Regions from separate parts of the Homo sapiens genome. Here regions 2 and 3 are each linked to region 1. The links are chromatin contacts, found by Hi-C in ENCODE. All regions are on one chromosome and are shown on one strand. Each heading gives the region's core, a stretch centred on a gene start or an enhancer-like site at or near the end of the contact. The rest is flanking DNA. Distances are from core to core; before and after follow the strand shown.

Region 1 (3,085 bases), core at 586-3,085:
TTTGGCTCGCTGCAACCCCCGCCTCCCGGGTTCAAGTGATTCTCCTGCCTCAGCCTCCCAAGAGTAGCTGGGATTACAGGCGCGCACCACCAAGCCCCGCTAATCTTTGTATTTTTAGTAGAGACGGGGTTTCACCAGGATGGCCAGGCTGGTCTCGAACCCCTGGGCTCTAGTGATCTGCCCGCCTCAGCCTCCGAAAGTGCTGAGATTACAGGAGTGAGCCCCAGCGGCCGGCCTCTGTATTTTTAATTTTCAGTGTAACGAGTTGGTGGCCCTCCTATCTCTAATGTTATCCCAGAGCTTCGGTGTTTGTGCTTCGTGCCCTCTCCGTTTCTCCCCTGTTCTTATGGAATAATGATGTGCATTAGGAGCCTGGGGTCAGGAGTCCAAGGTTAGGGTGAGGGCTTTCCCGTGGTGTTGGCAGCAGCTGGCGCCTGCGCCCTCCGTGCAGGAGAGCAGCTCCCTCCAGCGGCTTCCCTCGCGCTTTGTGCCTTGCCCACCGCTCAGACGCTCTGCTCTGAAAAGTAAAGTTCACAAGGTATCTTCAGCTGCAAGGATAAAATCAAGAAGACAACTTCAAACACAACCTTTATCAACTTAAAATCAATATTAATGTACGAATGGTCCGAATGGTCACCTTGGGAAATCAGTGAAAGGGCCTGACATGGAGAAGAGATTAAATTATGTTTAATAAATGTTCATTTTATGTTCATTCTTTGAAAACGGGCACTCATTGAGTGACAGATCTTTTACCACACACAAACACTAACAGATACGCGTAACTGCGCCCTGCGACATTTTATTTTCCGGCTGCTCCCCCTCCGCTGTCAGGTGGGCAGTGTCCACGGTGCTTAGGGGAACAGGAGGGGTTCCGGTGCTGCTTCCCTTCCGTGCACAGAAAATCCACCCAGGCTGGCGCGGCGGCTCACGCCTGTAATCCCAGCACTTTGAGTGGCTGAGGGGGGCGGTTCACTTGAGGTCATGAGTTCGAGACCAGACTGGCCAACACGGTGAAACCGTCTCTACTAAAAATAAAAACCGTCTCTGCTAAAAAAATTAGCCAGGCTAGGTGGCGCGCCTGTAATCCCAGCACTCTGAGAGGACAAGGCGGGTGGGTCACCTGAGGTCAGGAGTTCCAGACCAGCCTGGCCAACAAGGTGAAACCGCATCTCTACTAAAAATACAAAAATTAGGCCGGGCGCGGTGGCTCACGCCTGTAATCCCAGCACTTTGGGAGGCCGAGGCGGGCGGATCACGAGGTCATAAGATCAAACCATCCTGGCTAACACGGTGAAACCCCGTCTCTACTAAAAATACAAAAAAATTAGCCGGGCGTGGTGCGGGCGCCTGTAGTCCCAGCTACTCGGGAGGCTGAGGCAGGAGAATGGCGTGAACCCGGGAGGCGGAGCTTGCAGTGAGCCGAGATCCCGCCACTGCACTCCAGCCTGGGGGAAAGAGCCAGACTCCGTCTCAAAAAAAAAAAATAAAAAATAAAAAATTAAATTAGCCTGGCGTGGTGGCAGACATCTGTAATCCCAGCTACTGGGGAGGCTGAGGTGCGAGAATCATTTGAACCCGGGAGGCGGAGGTTGCAGTGAGCCGAGATCGCGCCACTGCACTTCAACCTGGGCGACAGAGGGAGACCTCATCTCAAAAAAAAAAAAAAAAAACAAAAGAGGAAACAAACAAACAAAAAACCTACACCAGCCCAGCCTCTCTAGCGAGGCTCACCCGCCCGCCCGGCCCCCGCACCCGGTCTCGGCTTCTCTGGCCAGGCCGCGGGGCCGTTCGGCGCGGGGCGGGGCGTCGGGGAGTTTCCGCAGCGGTTAGACCGGCCAGGGGACCTCGGGACAATGAGCCTTTCTGTTTTAAAGCCGGAACCCAGCCGGGCCGCGCCGCGAGGAGGCTCCCCTGAGGCTGGCAGGAGAGACCTGCAGAAACTCGTGCGCGCCGAGCGAGGCGGGCGCCCTGGGGCTGGGGCACGCGGCCGGCGGGGGCCGCCAGGGAGCGGCCGTGGCGGGACCAGGACTACGGTGCGCCCCGCCGCCGCCAGCACCCGCCTTGGGAAGCCCGTCCGACGCGTACGCTGCAGGGGCCTTCAATAGGGGCTGTCGCCACCTGCACCCGCGCCGCTGCGGTTCGCAGGAAACTCCTGTGGCTTTTCGGAAGCACAATGCAGAACGCCCGGTGAGGGTTTGCAAAGCCGCCCTGGGAGATGCCGCAGTGTGAAACCTTTACGGTTGCACCTGGCCTCTCTGCTGCATCTGGCCTGTCTGCTGCACCTGGCCTCTCTGCCCCACCTGGCCTCTCTGCCCCACCTGGCCTCTCTGCTGCATCTGGCCTCTGCTGCGCCTGGCCTGTCTGCTGCATCTGGCGCCTGTTGCACCTGGCCTCTTGGCTGCAACTGGCCTCTCAGCTGCGCCTCTTTGTTGCCTCTGCAAACTCGGGTGCCCTGGAGCTTCCTACCCAGAAGTGAGTGCCGTGCACACTGCAGGTGCGAGGTGCCCCTCCTTCTGTCTGTTCTGTTTGGTTTGGCAGATGACAGCACTCTCAGTGGGGCCTGAAACCTTGACAGTCATGGCTTTCTTTGTAAGGACTCTCTTCCTTCATTAAATCGCTTGTATTTGGATTACAGAGATCTGTCATAAAGAGATTCAGTACTTAATAATAACGTGGGGAAAGGATCACCAGGTACTGTTAAGAAAAAAGCAAGGACAGAACAGTGAATACGGTAATGATCTTGTTTCGTAATACAAAACAAAACAGACACTATGCAAATACAAACCCAAAGGAAAATGATCATGCATAAAAATACTGTTTTTGGGCCGGGGGCTGTGGCCCATGCCTATAATCCCAGCACTTTGGGAGGCCAAGGCAGGAGGATCACTTGAGTCCAGGAGTTCAAGATCAGCCTCGGCAACAAAGCGTGACTTCGTCTCTACAAAAATTAAAAAGAAATTAGCCAGGCGCTGGTGTGGGCCTGTAGTCTCGGCTACTTGAAAGGCTGAGGTATGAGGATTGCTGGAGCCCAGGAGGTCAAGGCTGCATTGAGCTATGATTGTGCCACTGCACTCTAGGCTGGGCG
Region 2 (3,085 bases), core at 232-2,731, 1.7 Mb after region 1:
CCTCTGCGGATAGCAAAATCTGCAGATGCCCAAGTCCCTAATACAAAATGGGGTAGTATTTGCATAGCTTCTATGTGTATCCTGCTGTATACTTTAAATCATCTCTCGATTACTTGTAATACCTTATACAATGTAAATGCTATGTAAATGGCTGTTATACTGTTCAAAATTTGCATTTAAAAATTGTGGTACTGTTATTTTTAAAAATTTTCCCCCCTGAATATTTTCCATCTGTGGTTGGTTGAATCCAAGGATGCGGAACTCCCAGATACCGAGGGCTGACTGCATATCGTTTTAGTGTGTGTCCAAAAAACTCAACAATTCTTACTTAGCATTCAGAGAAGCAACGGAGCGTAGCGTGGTGGTGAAGACAGGCAGTCCGGAGCCGCCCTGCTGAATGCCCGCTCCATTCCTCGCTGCCTGTGTGACCTTAGGGAGTTAACCTCTCTGTGCCCGTTTCCTTATCTGCAAAATGGGGATCGTGGTAGCACCCACCTCGTAAAAGTGTTGTGAGAATTAAACAGTTGATCCATTACGTGCTTAGAACAGCACTGGCACAAAGCGCGAGTGCCGTGGTGGCTGCTGTCCGTGTCATCACGGCCGTGGGAAGCACGCCAGGTGAGCAGGTGGCACAGGCCAGATGCTGCCGCCTGTGTATAGTTAAAGGAGCCTTTTACGGTCTGGCGATTTTACCTGTGTCACTGCAGCCACTTTCCTTCACCCCCTCCGAAGAATTTAGGATCTTGGACGCTGAAAGGAGAACGGAGTCAACTTCATCCTCTTCCCGGTGCTGCTTTTCTGTAACAGAACCGTCCGGGGCTGTTCTGTCGCGGGTCGTGGCGTGGCGGGGCTGAAGGTGGGGGCGGGGCAGAGGGATGGGGCGGGGCAGGGCTAACGGCTGGGGCGGGGCGGAGGGAATTAGGAGGGGGCGGGGCTGAAGGCTGGGGCGGGGGGGCGGGGAGGGCGGGGAGGGCGGGGCGGAGGGAATTAGGAGGGGGCGGGTTTGAAGGCTGGGGCGGGGCGCAGGGATGGGATGGGGCGGAGAGACTGGGCGGGACCTGTGGGGGCAGAGGAATGGGGCGGGGTCAAGGCTGAAGGCTGGGGCGGGGCGGAGGGATGGGGCGGAGGGACGGCATCAGGCCGGGCCTGGGGCGGGGCGCGGCGCTTTCCGCAAGCGGCCACCCGAGGGCGCGCTGGGCGGGCGGCGGCGGCAGACCACGTAGCCAGCCTGTAAGCCACAGCGGACGCAGGGGGCCGCAGCGGGTGCTCAGCCCTAGGGCCGAGCGGGAGATGTGCGGCGAGTGCAGAAGGGCGGACCCGGGATGTCCCGGGTTTTCGAGCGGGGAGCCGCCTGCTGAATGCCCTTCTGCTGCCCTCCGTTCCCGCGGCTCCCCTAGGAGCCCCGCCCCGTCCAACTCTTACCCGGGCTCATCGCCGCGGCTCATCTCTCTCGCAACCGCCGCCGCACGCACCCGCTCCGCCGCCCCGCGCAGGGCATCCTGTCGCCAGGTAACCGGGTGGCCGGGGCGCCGGCCCCACCCCCACCCTCGGCGGCGCGCGCTCGGCTGGGGTCCCTGGTGGGGTCCCGGTGGGTCCCTCCTCACTCCGGACGCTTCCCCGAGAGCTTCCCTGGGAACCTGGCCTGGGACAGCCCACCTGGGCGCCTCCCCGCACACGCGCGCGGCTGTCCGGGACGGGCTTGCTCACACTCGGACTCGCTGCGGTACCCGCCGGACCAAAGCGGTGCGGAGAAAGGGACCGCCCGGGGACGGACACACGCCTGAGAGCTTTCCCTTTGCCTTTCCACATCTCCACTTCATCGCTGTTGTTTTTTTTTTTTAATTCTTAGTCCTCTCATTTCAGCGCATCCCTCAGAGGAGTTTCAGCATTTGGGGATTTGAACGGCCCATGACCAATATTGTGAAAGGACTTTTGTTTGCTGCAATGAAAAGAAGACTCCTATTTTTCAATAATGAATTAACCTAAACATGTATTAAAATATGCTCATGAAAGCTGTGGGAAGCGACGGTGGGCTTCCTTTGTCTAAGCATGTTAATTTTTACGCACCTGGTGTATCACGTGCAGGATTGATGTTGCGTTCACGGGAAACCTGACCTCCTTTAACCAAGGACTGGGTGCGTGCCCCCAGCTAATCCTCCTGCCCATCAGAAAATGGTGCTCTTTAAAGTTTTAAACGAGTATATATTATTTATTTTGTAGTAAACCATCACACATAGAAAATTAAAATTCAAAATCACAATCACCAGGATATCATAATTTGCTATATAATAACATATAATATATAATAAGTAATACATGATGGCTTGCTTTCATTGAAATGAAACTTCTTATGATAGTTTCAGTGCTTACTTCCTCTAATTTGTTTCTTATAGAAATGGGCTCTAGTGCACGCGCCTGTAATCTCAGCTACTCAGGAGGCTGAGGCAGGAGAATCGCTTGAACCCAGGAGGCGGAGGTTGCAGTGAGCCGAGATGGCGCCACTGTGCTCCAGCCTGGGCAACAGAGCCAGACTCCGTCTCAAAAAAACAAAAAAAAACAAACAAAAAAAAAAAAAAGAAAAGAAATGGGCTCTAGGTCCGGCATGATGGCTCACACCTGTAATCCCAGCACTTTGGGAGGCCGAGGCGGGTGGATCACCTGAGGTCAGGAGTCCGAGACCAGCCTGACCAACATGGTGAAACCTTGTCTCTACTAAAAATACCAAAATTAGCCAGGTATGGTGGAGTACATTCGTAATCCCAGCTACTCGGGAGGCTGAGGCAGGAGAATCACTTGAACCCAGGAGGCAGAGGCTGCAGTGAGTCGACATAGTGCAACTGCACTCCAGCCTGGGCCACAGAGCGACACTCTGTCTCAAAAAAAAAAAAAAAAAAAAGAAAGAAAGAAAGAAAAAAATGGGCTCTAGAAGATTTGACTTTCTTGTGGCATTGTAGACAATTTTAATAAATTATAATTTTGAGAATTTATGGTCTGCATTGCTGATTGATATTGATGATTCAGGAGATAGAAATTATTTAGGCAGATAGGGCAAAAGAGTCTTCAGCAGAACTTCTAACAAAAAACA
Region 3 (3,085 bases), core at 411-2,910, 1.1 Mb after region 1:
GTAGAGATAGGGTTTCTCCATGTTGGTCAGGCTGGTCTCGAACTCCTGACCTCAAATGATCTGCCCGCCTCGGTCTCCCAAAGTGCTGGGATTACAGTGAGCCACCACGCCTGTCTGGGTAATTTTTTTTTAAGTATTCTGTTTACAGTAAATTCAGAAAACAGAAGTCTTTAATATGTCTGTTTTAAAGGGGAGAGGTATAAGGTGTGCGGCTAACAAGTTTATTTTTCTAGTCGCAGAATTTGGACTCGTGAAAGATTTTAGTCTAATGCAGTTTGTTCACAAATATAAGGAGGGGGGCCTCAGACTAGGGAGGTGTTTTCCGAGTTGAGTCAGAACAAGAAAGTAAGTCTCCCAAGACCTGGTCCTTTTCCACTATATCACACTGCACTGTCTGGCTCCAATCTGATGGCGAGCAATGGTTCCTTAAAAAGCTCCATCTTCTCAAGCCTACCCAGCACAGACCTACAACTCAAACTTTAAGTTTTAGCCAGCCTAACCTTCCACGTCCACTTGAAAAAAGAAAAAAAAGAAAGAAACAATCAACCGGAAGCCTTTGATTTTTTTGCTAGCAAGAAGCCAATAATTGTTTTCTTTGGGACAATCACAGGTTAAGTTGTGAAATGGGTGGCAGAAACTGCAAGATTTAACCAGTTTCTCTCAACGCTAATCAAAGGTCAAGAAAATAAAAGACAGGGCAGTGAGAGTCGCGGGACTTTAGACACTCCTGCACCAAGAAGCTTAAAAGTCTTAGCCAGGGCACTAGAGAACGCTTTTAGAATGGTCACTCTTAATTATGCTCCATAACCTTGAAATTGGACTGAGTGGGGAAGGGGTTTCCACACTCTCACAACGCACCGACTGGGGGAACGCCTGTCCCCAGACTCGAATCCACGTGTCCATTCAAGTCATCTACCGCCACTCTCCGTCTACGCTGCCAGGTGACAGACATCATCTTTGCTTCTCAATTTCAAAAAATGCCAGCACTCCTTAGATCAATGACTCCACGGCCAAGTGCAAGGGCCACGGGCACTCCTCTGGAGTCACCGAGAGAATGTCTGCCTCTGGCAGCGGCCTCTGAGCTGCCTGTGGGCCTCGTGCCGCCGCGCTGCGTGGGGCCGGCATCTCAGCGGGCGCGAGTGCAGTCTCGCCCCACGCGCGGTCCGAACGCCCGCGAGCCCGGCCTCTGGGCAGGCGGGGGCCGCGGACGAGGGCAACGTCAGCGGCCCAGCTGGGCCACCTCCTCCCAGCCGAAGCGCGGCCTCCGGCTGCTTCGCCGGGCCGGTCCCCGCCGCCGCACACACAAGGGTCGGTCCCGCGCGCATCCCCGGCCGCGCACCAGCCCCGCGCCCGCGCCGCCCGCGACTCAGACACAGGAAGCTGCGGCAGCACGGGCACCCCGGAGGCCTCCGGCTGCCGAGGGAAGCGGGGCCGCGGGCAGGAGGCCGGAAAGGCGGCGCGGCCCCACGAGCCTGGGGTGGCTCACGCGCCTCCGCGGCGGCCGCTGCTCCGGGCTCGGCCCTGAAGGGCAACGTCAGCCGGCGCCTCGGCCGGGGCCCGGGCACCGCCGCGGGAGCAGGCGCGGCTCCGCACGGCGGGCGCACTCACCTCCTCCGTGGACCGGCCGCTCCGCCGCCGGCTGTCACTGCAGCCCACTCCCTGCCCCGCGCCGGCTCTGGATGCTATTTAAGGCGCCGCTGGCGCCGCCGCCTCGGCCCGCTGGTTGCGCCCCCGCCACCGCCGCGGCTGAGCCAGGATGCTGCTGGTGCGCTCGCCGCGCCGGCCCCGCCCTCCCGCGGCCCCGCCCCGCCCGCAGGCCCCGCCCCCGGCAGGCCCCGCCCCGCCGAGCGCCCGGCCGCCCTCCTGTCTGGGCGCGCGTGGCTGGCGGGTGGCCGGCGGTCGAGAGGCTGCGGCGGGCGAACGCCGCTGGAGTCGCCCAGACTGCCTCGGATTTCATAATGAATCTGAGGAAGGACAAAGGGTACATTGGACCGCCTCAGCTCAGAGGCCCCGCGGACCCTGGGCCCCGCGATGCCCGAGGGGCGGGCGGCGCCCTCCGGATCCTGCACCCTCAGCCCGTGCCCCGCTGGCCTCCTGGCAGGCCGGGCAGAATTCTGCTGCGAGGGCCCTGGAGGCAAGGGCCTTCCTCTCCGTTTTTCCTTGACACTGACGGGCGCGGCCCCACAGGGTTTCCCCCACGCTCCCTGGCCGGAAGACCTTTTCTGTCTGGTGTCTGCAGAGCCTGACGTGGGCAGCGCCCGCAGCTCGCGCCGGTGCAGGGGAGCTGAGGGCCGACTGCGCGCTGCACCACGGCGGCCACCTGCTGTGCGGTTCTGAGGGCTTCCGCGGTTCTGAGGGCTTCCGCGTCCCTGCCATGCCCATCTTGGGGCTTCAGAAGCCAACACGATGGTTTTCGGGCTCACATCCCAAAGGCTGCTCTTCCTTTTAGCACCTGGGACCTACCAGGAACCTCAACCTCTAACAACATTGGTCCCCGTTACCGTGGAGTTTGCGCCCAGCGTTCGCTGGAGGGCCGTTTGAAGAATGATTGTTGTCGTAAAGGCCTTTGATAATAATAGATACTGTTTACCCAGTGCTTGATGCCAGGCATTGCTACAAACACTGCGTACACATTATTCTATTTAATCTTCATAACCCAGTGAGGTAGGTACTGTCATTACTGTCCTTTCACAGAAGAGGAAGCTGGGGCACAGAGGTTAAATGCTAGTGAGAGCAGTACCACACTTGGCACTCAGGCTGCCCCCAGAGTGTGGGCACAACCAACGCAGGGCTATGCCTGGGCTGCAGGCAGGGGAAACTGACCGTGGTTCGCTCCAGGCCTCAGCCACACTGCAGTTCACTCCCACAAATAACTGAAGGACTTTCCCTGGGTGTCTCCCACAGTGTGCTGGGCGCAGTGGTGCAGTGGGGTGAGGACAACGCACACACCAGCAACCTCTCTAGCAGCTCAGTCCTTTTAGATCTCCATCTTCCAGATCTAGAAAAAATGGACTCCACGTTCGTTTTCACTGGTTCCCGCTTGGCTAATCCCTGGTTTTTCTGTCCAGATCTCGCCTCCCCATCC

What was found. A loop is a pair of places that touch in the nucleus more often than their neighbours do. Pooled maps may share reads with other maps.
Region 2: a loop to region 1 is called in a pooled map, with 5 times the contacts of the local background. The contact joins the promoter of CCDC110 here to the enhancer-like site in region 1. A Hi-C loop is called at or near these places in 2 of 37 single-sample maps with no recorded cell type and 2 of 50 pooled maps.
Region 3: a pooled map shows a loop between it and region 1 (6-fold over the local background). The contact joins the promoter of ACSL1 here to the enhancer-like site in region 1. A Hi-C loop is called at or near these places in 4 of 37 single-sample maps with no recorded cell type and 5 of 50 pooled maps.

What each region holds. Positions count from the first base shown.
Region 1 is chr4:183,721,041-183,724,125 of GRCh38, forward strand. No RefSeq gene overlaps it. Among named protein-coding and RNA genes, the nearest start is that of TRAPPC11, 63 kb to the left of the region's middle. RefSeq lists a silencer at 1,662-2,191 and enhancers at 2,143-2,904, 2,302-2,351. Within about 2 kb of position 1,836, at least 20 of the 41 ENCODE cell types and tissues checked have a DNase peak (open chromatin) inside an H3K27ac peak, as active enhancers do.
Region 2 is chr4:185,470,252-185,473,336 of GRCh38, forward strand. CCDC110 (coiled-coil domain containing 110) reads right to left here and starts at 1,482. Exons shown (of 7, transcript NM_152775.4): 1 at 1,423-1,482; 2 at 694-798. The coding sequence starts at 1,432. It overlaps LOC105377590 (a long non-coding RNA gene), which reads left to right and starts at 1,180. Exons shown (of 2, transcript NR_133944.1): 1 at 1,180-1,509; 2 at 1,864-2,012. RefSeq lists a silencer at 1,067-1,696.
Region 3 is chr4:184,824,308-184,827,392 of GRCh38, forward strand. It overlaps ACSL1 (acyl-CoA synthetase long chain family member 1), which reads right to left and starts at 1,661. Exons shown (of 21, transcript NM_001995.5): 1 at 1,609-1,661. LOC105377587 (a long non-coding RNA gene) reads left to right here and starts at 1,864. Exons shown (of 3, transcript XR_939564.4): 1 at 1,864-2,664. RefSeq lists enhancers at 910-979, 2,230-2,733, 2,340-2,389, 2,560-2,839 and a silencer at 1,150-2,109.